4 separate regions of the Homo sapiens genome follow, and all the other regions are linked to region 2. Evidence: chromatin contacts called from ENCODE Hi-C or POLR2A ChIA-PET data. All regions are on one chromosome and are shown on one strand. Each heading gives the region's core, a stretch centred on a gene start or an enhancer-like site at or near the end of the contact. The rest is flanking DNA. Distances are from core to core; before and after follow the strand shown.

What was found. A loop is a pair of places that touch in the nucleus more often than their neighbours do. ChIA-PET counts read pairs that join two places held with the same protein, here RNA polymerase II (POLR2A). Pooled maps may share reads with other maps.
Region 1: a loop to region 2 is called in a pooled map, with 7 times the contacts of the local background. The contact joins the promoter of IFT56 here to the promoter of SLC37A3 in region 2. A Hi-C loop is called at or near these places in 1 of 168 maps with a recorded cell type or tissue (adrenal gland), 3 of 37 single-sample maps with no recorded cell type and 2 of 50 pooled maps. POLR2A ChIA-PET finds 5 or more read pairs at or near these places in 1 of 52 experiments (activated CD4-positive, alpha-beta memory T cell).
Region 3: a loop to region 2 is called in a map of CD4-positive, alpha-beta T cell, with 13 times the contacts of the local background. The contact joins the promoter of TRIM24 here to the promoter of SLC37A3 in region 2. A Hi-C loop is called at or near these places in 2 of 168 maps with a recorded cell type or tissue (CD4-positive, alpha-beta T cell and naive thymus-derived CD4-positive, alpha-beta T cell) and 6 of 50 pooled maps.
Region 4: a map of CD8-positive, alpha-beta T cell shows a loop between it and region 2 (3-fold over the local background). The contact joins the promoter of AGK-DT here to the promoter of SLC37A3 in region 2. A Hi-C loop is called at or near these places in 1 of 168 maps with a recorded cell type or tissue (CD8-positive, alpha-beta T cell) and 10 of 50 pooled maps. POLR2A ChIA-PET finds 5 or more read pairs at or near these places in 3 of 52 experiments (B cell, activated B cell and activated T-cell).

What each region holds. Positions count from the first base shown.
Region 1 is chr7:139,132,454-139,135,481 of GRCh38, forward strand. IFT56 (intraflagellar transport 56) reads left to right here and starts at 1,325. Exons shown (of 18, transcript NM_024926.4): 1 at 1,325-1,407; 2 at 2,202-2,339. The coding sequence starts at 1,405. RefSeq lists enhancers at 1,150-1,444, 1,162-1,341.
Region 2 is chr7:140,397,280-140,400,397 of GRCh38, forward strand. SLC37A3 (solute carrier family 37 member 3) reads right to left here and starts at 1,251. Exons shown (of 15, transcript NM_207113.3): 1 at 1,137-1,251. RefSeq lists silencers at 789-1,058, 1,169-1,398.
Region 3 is chr7:138,458,689-138,462,069 of GRCh38, forward strand. TRIM24 (tripartite motif containing 24) reads left to right here and starts at 1,571. Exons shown (of 19, transcript NM_015905.3): 1 at 1,571-2,224. The coding sequence starts at 1,861. RefSeq lists enhancers at 26-536, 940-1,722 and silencers at 1,233-1,622, 1,683-1,932, 1,963-2,442.
Region 4 is chr7:141,550,053-141,553,467 of GRCh38, forward strand. AGK-DT (AGK divergent transcript) reads right to left here and starts at 1,292. Exons shown (of 6, transcript NR_183408.1): 1 at 1,092-1,292. It overlaps AGK (acylglycerol kinase), which reads left to right and starts at 1,358. Exons shown (of 16, transcript NM_018238.4): 1 at 1,358-1,382. RefSeq lists silencers at 1,153-1,242, 1,423-1,602.

The sequences.
Region 1 (3,028 bases), core at 75-2,574, 1.3 Mb before region 2:
AATCAGGTTCCAGAACTACTTTCTCTTGTTGCTTTATAATTCGGACTTGGTCCTTTCCAATTTCCCCTCCTCCCTGGGATGTGACTGCCAGGAAGGGGCCTTCCTAGTGACATGAGGTTTGATCAAATACACGGCCTGAGAATATAATTCTTCTATAATGCTTTCTCTGAAAGCTTTTGAAGAAAAGGGGAAAATGTGAAAAGAAAATTTCAGCACTTTCCAAACGTACTATGCCAAGGGGAAAAGTTAAGCCCTGTAAACTAAATCACAGAACATGGCTGTTTTTCTTCTCTGGTGCATGACTGTTGCTTCCTGATCTTTGTGTTGATGTTATATATTAACCAGATTTTTTATTCTTTATTCAGACTAAATGACGTTGGAGATAGAGACCCTTGTGATTGTTACCTCTTTACAATAGAATATTAAACAACCCCCTTACAGTGTAATCAATAGTAGTGAATTGAATCTTCTGTGTACGTTAGCCTCATCTAGAAAATGCTGTAATTACGTACAGCACTCCTGTTTTTGGTGATATAAATGACCCTCACCTTTCCCTGCATCAGGGAGCACTGATCACCATTCTTTGCTGTCAGTGGTTCCCGGGATAGCCGCCCTCACACTTTGCACTTGAATAAACTCTTTCAACTGGATCCCTGAGCTTTTTGGTTATTTTAGGCTGACATTAGTTAACTAACAAGATGTTAGTTCTTCAGTCTGTTAATTCTGAGGGGTTGACCAGAGGTCCTGTAAGGTCCCTTCCAACTCTAACATTCCACGATTTCGTGAATTTAAAGACTGTGGTTGCCCCTGTATTAACTGGGTTCAGGAGTAAGATAGATAAATTAAGTCATCCAATCGACAAATATTTATTACAGTTCTCTATTGTGTGTAGGTGTATCTGTGGAAATAGGAAACTGTATTTTGGTGCACTCCTGCTTCCAAATCACAGAACTACAACTCCTTCAGCAGAAATTTTCTAAGCTTCCCGCACCAGCCAGAGACCAAGATTCTGCGGTGCACATAGTCAAGGGTTGCTATGGAGTCCAACACGGCCCCAAACAGAAGTGGTCCCTGAAAATTTCTTTCCCAGAAAACTTGCATTTGAAAAACAATGCCATTCCAATTCGCCTTTTCCTAAAGTAAACTCATAAATAGAGACAACCAAACTTTCGCTCTCAGCCCAGAGAACGACGCTCTCCTCCCAAGAGGAACCTCGGCTCTTCCGCGGCAGAAGCTGCACGGAACCAAGAAGCCGCGGGCGCTGGTTCTCCAACGAGCTTTTCTCCCGTTCGTACCAGCGTCCAGGCGGGGTTACCGTGGAGACAGAACGTGCTGTGTGGATGCGGCGAAACGCTGAGGCGCGGCCTTCGCTGTGTGGTGGGGACTCACAAGACCGACGTCAAGATGGTTAGTGGCTCTGAATAGTAAGGGAGTACTTTGAGTAGGTCCTGAGGCTGGCGATTAGAGGTTCCCAGCACACTTCTGTGTGAAGTCTAGGTGTGTCCGCAGAGAGTAATCCCCAGCTCTCCCTGTGTTCCCACGGGGGACAGGGATGCAACTGTAAATACCTCGGTGCTTTCTTCCCTCCTGCTTTTCCGTTTACTCACATTTAAACCACTCGTGGGATGGGAAGCAGAGGAAGGGAAAGCTGAGATGACAGAAGCAATGCGAAAGCATCTCTAGCCAGAGAAGATAAAAGTTGGGAGTAGCTGTTTGGTCCTTCCTAAGTATTGGCTGATGGCTCTTCTAGTAGAATACCTGTTACAAAACGAGTTTGAATAGGCTTCCCTGGGGTTCGTTGTTAAGGATTTGACTTATAATTTTTTTTTTTTTTTTGAGATGGAGGCTCGCTTTGTCGCCCAGGTTGGAGTGCAGTGGCGCGATCTTGGCTCACTGCAACCTCTGCCTCTAGGTTCAAGCGTTTCTTCTGCCTCAGCCTCCCGAGTAGCTGGGACTACAGGCGCATGCCACCACGCCCGGCTAATTTTTGTATTTTTAGTAGAGATGCGGTGTCACCATATTGACCAGGCTGGTCTCCAACTCCTGACCTCGTGATCCGCCGCCTTCGCCTCTCAAAGTGCTGGGATTACAGGCATGAGCCACTGTGCCCGGCCTTGACTTATAAATTACAGAGCTGTCACTCTCAGTTTAAATCTGATAATCAGAATTGGACCATACAGCTGTCTTTGTTTCTTTTACAGATGCTTTCAAGGGCCAAACCTGCTGTAGGCAGAGGCGTACAGCACACTGACAAAAGAAAGAAGAAAGGTAGGAAGATTCCAAAACTAGAGGAGCTACTTTCAAAAAGAGATTTCACTGGAGCTATTACCCTGTTGGAGGTAATGCCCAAAGAACGTTGCTTCTTAGTGTATGAATACCAGACTGTAGATGAATGCTTGGGTGAATGCTGTTTGCTATGCTCTTGAAATAGGTGGGTGCATTCTGGGGCTTCCTGTACAAATCCCCTGTAAATCTAGTCAGGCACAGATTCCAGATTCCAAGTTAGCTATAAACCTGATAAAAAACGAACTAAAAAACTAAACTTGGCCGGGCGCGGTGGCTCATGCCTGTAATTCCAGCACTTCGGGAGGCCGAGACGGGCAGATCACAAGGTCAAGAGATCGAGACCATCCTGGCCAACATGGTGAAACCCCGTCTCTATTGAAAATACAAAAATTAGCTGGGCATGGTGGCACGTGTCTGTAGTCCCAGCTACTCGGGAGGCTGAGGCTGGAGAATCGCTTGAACCCGGGAGGCGGAGGTTGCAGTGAGCCAAGATCATGCCACTGCACTCCAGCCTGGCTACAAGGCGAGACTCCGTCTCAAAAAAAAAAAAAAAAAAAAACAAAACAAAACTTATTTCTTGAGGGCCACTTTTGAGTATGTCTAGTTCACCAACAGTGATTACAATCTAAAAATATGAAGGGACCTTTTATACAATGTCATTTCACACATTGCTTATCCCAACCCTTGACCAATGTATGATTTTTTCCTATTATGTGTTCTAAAATTTTGATCAAACTTAAAT
Region 2 (3,118 bases), core at 1-2,500:
GCCTCCCAGGTTCAAGCGATTCTCCTGCCTCAGCCTCCCGAGTAGCTGGGATTACAGGCATGCGCCACGACGCCCAGCTAATCTTTGTATTTTTAGTAGAGACGGGGTTTCACCATGTTGGCCAGGCTGGTCTTGAACTCCTGACCTCAAGGAATCCACAGGCCTCGGCCTCCCAAAGTGCTGGGATTACAGGCATGAGACACCGCGCCCAACCCGAAGCTCAATTTCCTCATGTATTAATTAAATGAGATAATTTATATGGAGTTCTTAGTATAGAGCCTAGTATCCAAGAAACATCAAACAAACTGAAAAGAAATCATTTAAGCACCAAAGCACTGAAGACATTCCCTTCAACAACTGTTATATATATTTATGTATGTATAAATTTGTGTAAAGGTAGAAATAAACCGGTGGACAAAAAGATAACAACTGAATGATTTTGCTCACCCCAGGAACCACTCCTCCCTATAAACTATAAACTTTTCAGTAAGAGTTACCACGAGATAGCCTACCATCTTACATTTCAAAAAAACACTAAAAACTCCGGGGACACATTCCCATTATCTCCTGTCAAAACTGAGAATAAACAGAACACACCCTGCGAAGAATAAGGAGGGAATGACGAATAATTTGACCAAATTCCTTGACTGAGTTCATGCTAGTTACCAGAAAACAAAACCAGTCACTCACTGAGACCACGCTTCTTCTCTGACCTCTATACATCCTTTCCAAAGAGCTTCCTTCCCCACCTACCTGAAAAGCATCCCCTCTCCCCTGGTCCGAACGACAAGCCCTTTTCTGATCAAGTCAGAATCTCCCAGACCCACGGCCGGAGGACAGGCGGGCGAGGAGCACAAAAGCCTCTGCCGCATGGATCGGGGCCGGGCCGCAGGGTCCCCCGGGGGTCCTTCTCCTCCCCATCCACCCCATCGCAGCCTCCCCGTGACGGCCGGGACCCCAGGCCCGGGCCCAGGGAGGAGAAGGAGGGGGCGAGCGGCCGACCCTGCCTGGGCGCCCCACCCAAGGGGGGCCGCCACCTACATCTCCCCACCGCCCTCCCGACCCGGGAAGCCCCTCGGATTGGACCCGCCCCCGCCCCAGCAGGTCTTCGGCCCCACGCATCACCGCTTGCGCACCCGAGATCCGCAGTGGTCGCCGCTCTCCAGCCCCGGCTCCGCTCGCCGGGTCAGCTTGGCTCCGCTGCCCGCCTCCCCCGCCGCCAGCTCACCCCTGGCGGTGCGACCAGGGTTTCCGGACGCCCACGTGACCCTCCCGTCGCGGGGCACGCTGGGAGTTGTAGTCCCGCCACGCGGCCTCACCTGCCGGCGCGGAGGAGGGCGAGGAGGGCGGAGGCTGGGAGCCCACAGAACTCTGCTGCTGCGGACCTGGCCAGTAATGTTAGCTGCAAAAGACGAGAGGTAGAGAGAAGAAATGATATGGGGAGAACTGGTGCATCCTTTTTTTTTTTTTTTTTTTTTTTTTTTCAAAAAAGCGGTATTCGGTCTTTGTTTTTATAAAAAGTAACGTGCTGCTAAGTGTGCTACTGACCGGCCTAAATTTTAGGTGTCTAATTAAATGCAGGCCGGGCACAGTGGGCTCACGCCTGTAATCCAACACTTTAGGAGGTCGAGAAGGGAGGATCACTTGAACCCAGTAGTTCAAGACCAGCCTTAGCAACATAGCCAGACCCCATCTCTACAAAAAATGTTAAAATTAGCCAGGAGTAGTGGCATGTGCCTGTGGTCCCTGCTACTGGGGCGACCGAGGTGCGAGGATCGCTTGAGCCCAAAAGTTTGAGGCTGGCAGCTGTGATTGCTCCACTGCACCAGCCTGGGCAACAGAACGAGACCCTGCCTCCAAAAAAAAAAAATCCAACACAAGTGTCTCACACCTGTAATCCTAACACTTTGGGAGGCCGAAGTAGGAGCATCATTTGAGAACAAGAGTTTGAGACCAGCCTGGGCAAGGTAGTGAGAGCCGCCCCCCATCCACCACCACCACCGCCGCCACCGTTTCTTAAATAAAGGGAAAAAATACAGACACTTGTTCGAATTTTAAAGAAAAAAAACTTCTCTTAATCCAGAAAATCTCCACAACAACCATTACATACCTGTTCTCAAGATAAACAATCACTAGTCTTCAAATAACAGAACTTGACAACACCTTTTGTCAAACATAGTTCCTCCTTACTTAATAGTAGTAATTGGGGAGACCACTCATGTTGGCTTTATCCAGAAGCAAAACAAACTTCGCATAACTTTTTGTTGTTGTTGTTCGTTTTTTAAACTTCGCATATCTTTTTGTTTGTTTGTTTTTTGTTTTTGAGACGGAGTCTTGCTCTGTTACCCAGGCTGGAGTGCAGTGGCGTGATCTCAGCTCACTGCAAGCTCCGCCTCCCGGGTTCAAGGGATTCTCCTGCCTCAGCCTCCCGAATAGCTGGGACTACAGGCGCCCGCCACCACGCCTGGCTAATTTTTTTGTATTTTTAGTAGAGACGGGGTTTCACCGTGTTAGCCAGGATGGTCTCGATCTCCTGACCTCGTGATCTGCCCTCCTTGGCCTCCCAAAGTTCTAGCATTACAGGTGTGAGCCACCGCAGCCGGCCAAAGTTCGCATATCTTTATAGCAGGAGGTAGTTTTACAAATTGGAGCAAGGCGCCCATACCCACTAATTTAGTCTCTTACCCTCATGTAGGAACTGGAAGATACAGGCACTAACTCACGTCTGAATTTCAAAAAGATGACCCCCAAGTCCTTGAGGATACATTTCTGAGTTGTGATACTGGCAAGAGGCTCATTTCGCCGTTATAAAGATTTGTGTACATTCGAAAAGGACAGAGAAAGAAATTTTGAAGGAACAGAGAGAAGGCTGAGAAGTCTCTTTATTTTCAGCAGAGGAATTAAGCCTGTTATTTTTCATTTTTATTTGCCCTTATACAGTGGTAGTTTTGTTTCTAGCCCTTATACAGTGGTAGTTTTGTCTCTAGGCATCCAAGGAGAAATATGATGTCAGGGTGAGCAAAAATAAATGAGCCAAATATGTTACTTTTATTTTTAAAAATATATTGTGAATCGTTTATTTTTCAGCCTAAAAAAGGTAGCAAATTCTGACACATAC
Region 3 (3,381 bases), core at 321-2,820, 1.9 Mb before region 2:
AATTGCTGCAGCATGAAGCATGAGAGTCGCGGCGACTTCAGCTTGAGAGGCATATACGGACGAAATCGTGGAGAGATTTGTGAGTGGGTGAAGACCTGTGGGACAGACTTCCGTTTCTGGACCCACCCAGGTCAGAATCACTTGAGATGCTATCAAAATTGAATAACTGAATACGGAGGTGGCCCAAGCACCTGTTTTTCACTAAGCTTCTCAAGTTATTCTTATGCAAACTAAGGTTTAAGAGCTACTTCCATGCAAAAAAACAAACAAACAAAAAATCCCAAGCTTAAACAGGAACCAATGGGTGGGGGAGGCGGGAAGAGCTGTTGAATGTCTTGTGATTAAGTAAAAGAACCTCTCACTTGAGGCCTACGGAGGTTGTGTTTAAGGGCAAGGTCTTGAAGGAAGGCTACGTTGCCTAGCCCTCCCCCATTGCCATCCCATATAGTCCTCCAGGAAAACTGTGATTTTAGCAAAGCCTTTCATGACCCACTCCATCTTTCTCTAAAGTCCAGTACCGCTTCATTAGTATTGACAAAAAAAAAAAAAAAAGGTAAATACTTCTTAAAGTTACGTGTTACAAAATCTTGTTTCCTTCATTCCGTTTCTATTCTTCAAGTTCCTTAAAAGCTGCGCCATTTTTTGAGTGAAAAATGTGCGTAACTTCTGATATCAGCGTAGAGAGGTGAGGGAGGGAGGGAGGGAATAAAATAAGAGGGAGGGAGGAAATACAAAAGAATCCTGAAGTTATGAATTATTTGGGTAACAGTATTGAGGTTTATTTTTGCTTAATGATGCTATATTTATGCAATAAAAACATTTGTCAATCTGTATTAATTCCTGGGAAAACGAACCACTTTTAGTCACTTAAAAAGCAAATCACTGACTTTAAAAATTAATTTCACCTTTTTCATTGGGGAAACCCTTTAAAAATTTCCAACTTGCACGAGAACTTCCCCCCCTTATTCTTCATACTCATTCATTCTAGAGATGAGTAAAATTAGGTTGCAATATCCCTGCTGCCTCCAGAGTACCTCTTTCACACAGTATTTTAAAAAATTATTTCCTTGTTTGCTCTTCAGTACCTCCACTCCTTCCTCCTGTGACCCTCCGACCATATTTACTCCTCCTACAAGACCAGGTCTCCAGTAATGAAATCAGTTTTCCAAGCAGTTACTTAATTAACGGCATTGAGTAGACAAGTGAGGTCCCGCCCCCTAGGAGGAGCTAACACCGCGGACCGAATCAGGCGGATGGTCGTTAACAAATGAACCCTTAATCTTTTCAGAGGAGGAAACATACACAAAGGCCCAATCAGAAGCCGCGATTTCAGGCGTCCGGAGGGGGCGGGGCTGGGCAAGCACCTCCCACTTCCCAACCTCCCGCCGCGGCCGACGGAGCCTCGCGGGCTCCAACAGGTCCCGCCCCCTCGCCAGGCGCGGCCGCTATTGGGCGGCGCGCTCCACACCGAAGCCTCAGTTGCTGGGAGAGGGAGGGCGGGGGCGGGGGCGGGGCCTGAGGTGGGCCAGGGGGATGAAGAGAAAGGCGGGGAGGCAAGGGCGGGCTGGGCGTATTCCACGAGCGCCTCGGCGGTTGGCGAAGCGGACGGGGTGCAGCCTCCCCGGTGCGAGGAACGGTCTCCGCTGACAGATACCCTCCTTCCGGCCGCGCCACTCGGGAGGCGGATCCCGTGGGCCTGAGGAGGCTTCCCCCGCCCGGTTTGCTTTCCCTCCCTCGCTGGCGCTGCCGCGAGTCCACCGAGCGGCCTCTGAGGAGCAGCCGCAGGAGGAGGAGGAGGTCGTCGGGGGCGGCGGGCGGAGACCGCGCTCTCGCTTCCCCGGCGGCGGCAAGGGCAGGACAATGGAGGTGGCGGTGGAGAAGGCGGTGGCGGCGGCGGCAGCGGCCTCGGCTGCGGCCTCCGGGGGGCCCTCGGCGGCGCCGAGCGGGGAGAACGAGGCCGAGAGTCGGCAGGGCCCGGACTCGGAGCGCGGCGGCGAGGCGGCCCGGCTCAACCTGTTGGACACTTGCGCCGTGTGCCACCAGAACATCCAGAGCCGGGCGCCCAAGCTGCTGCCCTGCCTGCACTCTTTCTGCCAGCGCTGCCTGCCCGCGCCCCAGCGCTACCTCATGCTGCCCGCGCCCATGCTGGGCTCGGCCGAGACCCCGCCACCCGTCCCTGCCCCCGGCTCGCCGGTCAGCGGCTCGTCGCCGTTCGCCACCCAAGGTGAGAACCGGCCGCGGCCGCTGGGGAGCCCGGGGAGAGGGCCAGGAGGGGGCGGGCGCCCTTGTGCGGCGCGACCCGCTGTCATGTCGCCGCCGCCCGGGGTGCGCGGCGGGGGAGGGGCGAGCAGGAGGGTCTGTGCTGGCGACGGTGACATGGAGGGCCCGCGCTCTGCGGCGTGTCGCGCTCGGCCAGCAACTTCCCCGGGCGCTGTGGACTTGACCGCGCCGCCGCCGCCGCCGCTGCTCCGCATTCTCAACAGCCGGGCGGCCCCTGCCACTCGCACTTTTGCAGACCTCTGTCGGAGTCTCCTGCAGCCGGAATCTCGGGTTCTTTGCCGGCTGCAGCCAGTTAACTGCTACCCGCCCGCTGCCTCCACAAAGCTTTGTCCAGGTCCATATGATCCTGATCATCTCGTCTATACTCACGTTATTTGAGCTGCAGGGGAGAAGGGAGGGATGAAGATGAAGTGATGGTGACTTTCTTTGATGATTGATTGCAGATCGGATGTCATTTATTTCTTATCTTGCATGTTTGGGGCTCTTTACCTTAATGAGTTCCCAGTTCTCTTCCCTCTCCTCTGCTGGGGACAAAGGAACCAAGAGACGTTGTTTTGTTGTGTGTCTCTTTCAAAGGTTTTATTTTGAGACGGCGAAGAGAAATAATACAAAGTGATTTGGGTTTTCTGGTATTTTATAGATAAAGCTGGAAGTTACTGTTCTCTTTGTGGTGTTTATTACTGTAAAATTAGACTTTTGACAGGTGTTCCATTGCTAACTTTGACAGGTTTGAAACATTTAAAGTAAGTTTGAGTACAGTTTCGGGTAGAACACTTGGCGGTTTTTAAATTTTATTATTGCAAATATTTGAGCACCTCCTTTTTAAAAATACAGTGTAACTGGAAAAGCATTTTTAATACTTTTTAGAGGAAATAGTTGATTTAGTTTGAAATAAAATGCTAATTAAGTAATTATGCTAGGTCAAGGGGCGTATGAAATGGATACTTCAAATAGATTGTGGGCTGAGACTCATTTATTTGACTGCATGTTAGGAGCAGTATCCACTTGTAGGAGACAGTTTTCCGTGGGTCTCCGTTTCTTCACTCTTGCCAGCACCCTTGCCAGCGAGATACTGACTGCCCTTTGTTTCTATTTTTTCAC
Region 4 (3,415 bases), core at 42-2,541, 1.2 Mb after region 2:
ATTCACCTAGGGAGACATAGGTAGGATGCATGTCTACACGTAGGAAATGTGCAGACTAGATAGCAAGCTCCATGGGGCAGGAACCATGAAGGGCCTTGTACCTGAGCATACCCCCAGTGCCTGATGCAGGGCCTAGTGCACACTCAAATGTTGGTTGACTGGCCGGGTGCGATGGCTCATGCCTATAATCGTAGCACTTTGGGAGGCCAAGGCGGGCAGATCGCTTGAGGTCAGGAGTTCGAGACCAGCCTGGCCAACGTGACAAAACCCCCGTCTTTACTAAAAATACAAAAAAATTTAGCTGGGCCTGGTGGCACACACCTGTAATCCCAGTTACTCGGGAGGCTGAGGCACAAGAATTGCTTGAACCCGGGAAGCAGAGGCTGCAGTGAGCTGAGATTGCACCACTGCACTAGCGCCTGAGCCACAGAGTGAGACCCTGTCTAAAAAAAAAAAAAAGTTGGCAGACTGAATGCTGGAAAGAAGAAGGACCTGGCTTTGTCCCCACACCAATCTGGTGGGCGAGTACAGAATGTAAACTGTCTGGAGGTTGGCATTGGCCTAGCTTCTCCGTTGCTCTCTTGTTCTCTAGAATCCAATCAAGCACCTGTGGCCAGAGAGCTGTGTGAAATGGAAACCAGTCCCACCAGCCCCTGATTGCACCCCCGCAATGTCTTCTCGCCCTGTTTAATGTCATGTCCAAACTCCTGGCCGCCGTGGCCTGTCTCCACCTCTCCAGCTTCCTCGCTTGGCCTGTCTCCTTAGCTCTCTCTGTCTCACCCACACTGGCCTGCAACTCGCCAGAGTGCCCCAGGCTTTTCAGCTTTTGCACGGGCCCTTCCCTCTCCAGGCTCTCTCCCCTGGATCTTTGCTTCAGCTGCTCCTTCTTGACATCCAGGTCTCAGACCAATGGCCCCTTACTCAGAAGGCCTAGCGCAGGCCGCCTAATTTCACACAGTTCTCCCCCTTCCCGCACTGCCTTCCATCACCTCGTTTCATTTTCTTCGTGGCACGGAGCACCATCTCCAATGGCCTTGTTCATTTAGTTAATTTATTTTCCGACTTAGTTCCAGGTGCTAAAACAGTGTTACCTTGGCAGGCTTCCCATCAAATATTGTTGCGCAAAGGATGGATGGATGAAAGGAAGAGTGAGCCAATAAACGAGGGAACGCCGGGAAAGGCAGCCTCAAGCCGGTGGGCCCTGCCACCCCCACCGTCCCTGAGCATCCGAGCCGGTTCCCGCCCCCGGCCCGAACTGGCCCGCGCGCGCTCGCAGCCCCGCGGCGGAACCCGAGGGCGGCGGCAGCGGTTTCCCTTGAACGAGCCGGGGAATCTGGAGGGAGCACACAGGAAAGGCAGAGCCGCGAGCTGGACCAGCCGTGGTGAGTGCAGCGGCGCCCAGGCGGGGAGCGCAGTGCGGGTCGCTGGGACTGAGCGCGCGAGCGGGGTGGGAGTCGGGATGGGGGCCCGGGGCGCTGGGCGGAGCCTCTGGAGTCGCGCTGGGCCGAGAGCCGCGGGGACCCAAGCATCAGGGGTCGTGGGTGCAGGCGGCGGCGCGGCTTGAGGGTAGGGGGTGCGGGCCTGGCCGGCGCGGCAGGGGAGGGCCTCGCGCGGATCCCGTGGTCACGGCGGGAGTCAGCTGTCCTGGGTTCGAGTCCCAGAGCTGTCGCTAACTTGTGGACCCCCCTCACTTCGTCCCTTGGGCTTCAGCATAGCCCTTTGCAAAATGGGGCCAATAGTATCAGATCCATTGATGGGTTGGTTGGTTCATTCATTCTGGCGCTTTACTAGGTTCTGGTGCTGCAGATGGATAGACGAACTTGCCCATGAGGGGTTCACTATCTAGTAAGAAAAACATTTCCACCTGGATACTCCACAGGCGTGTCAAATTCAGTATCTCCTAAACCGCACTACTTTTCTCCACAAACCTACCACTCAAATCTAAATGACTGAAATCACTATTCAACCAGTCACCCAAGCACAAAAACCTGGCTTGGTTCCTCCTCTCTCACTTACTACAGTCAATGGACCACCAACTGCTGCCAATTTCTACTTTCTAAAGCTTTCCAAATCCATCCTTTATCTTGGTTTGTTCTTTTAGGAGCCTACAGATTATGGCAATAACTTCCTAATGGTTCTCTTTAGCTTTAATTTTAGCTTCTTCCAGTTCATTTTTCATTCTGCTATAAAGTGGTCTTTTAACAGTTCAAATATGATTATATCACTCACCTGCTTAAAGCCCATTAAAGGTTTTTCATTGTCTTCAAAATAATAGCCAAAGTCCTTAGTGTGGGTTCAAGGTCTTTTCTAATCCCACCTGGTCTTCAATCCTTTATCTCTAAACCACTGTTTCTCAAAGTCTGGTATAGTGGTGACCTCCATTGCAACCAACATGGGAGTACTTGTTAACAAGTGAAGATGACAGCTTAATTCCAGAACAAATGAGACTCTTGCGGGAAGGGGCAGTTCCCAGGATTCTGTGTTTTTAACAAGTTCTGCACTAAAGGTTGAGAACCCCTGTTCTAGACACTCCAATTTTTACTCCGCTGTTGATGAGATTCAGGACACACTGCCGCAAAATATGACTCGTTGGCATTAGAGGAAACAACTGAAGCAGGAAAGTCACTTTGTGTCTTCCCACTTTTCTCCCCTGAAGCAGGCCATAAAAGAATTGTTTGACCTTCTTCTGTATAAGACCCTTCAGTGAGAGGTGCTCATCCTGTAAGTATAGGATCGAGGAAAGGAATGCCCTTATCTTTGAAGACACAGGTACACAGAGAAGAATCAGAACAAATAGGCCTTGCTAAATTCTCCCCAGCGTATTACTGTTAGATCATACCCCCTTTTTCCAGTCTCAGCCATGAACCTAATTCTCCCCTCAACTATCTACGTATGTTTCTCTCAACACACTTTACTGTCTTTTATGCCTTTGTACACTCTCAGTTTGGGCTACTGTAAAAAAAAAATAGCAAAAACTGGGTGGCTTAAACAACAGAAATTTAATTCTCACAGTTCCGGAGGCTGGAAGTCCAAAGTTAAGGTGCCAGCATGGTTGAGTGCATGGTGATAGCTCTCTTCCTCGGTTTGTAGAGATCTGTCTTCTTGCTGTATCCTCACAATGCAGAGAGACCATCTCTGTAGTGTCTAGTCTCATAAGGACACTAATCCCTTTCATGGGAGCCACTCTTATGACCCAATTATCTCCCGAAGGCTCTATCTCCTAATACCATCTCAATGGGGATAGGGCTTCCACATCACCATTTTTGGGGAACACAGCATTCAGACAATAGCATCCACAAAACTCCTTCGTTACTTTAGTGATTTCCTCCTCATTATTCAAGGCTCAGGGAAGACTTCATTGACTGTGCACCACCCCCTCAGCCCTAGACCAGGTTAGGTTCATTCTTGCAGACTC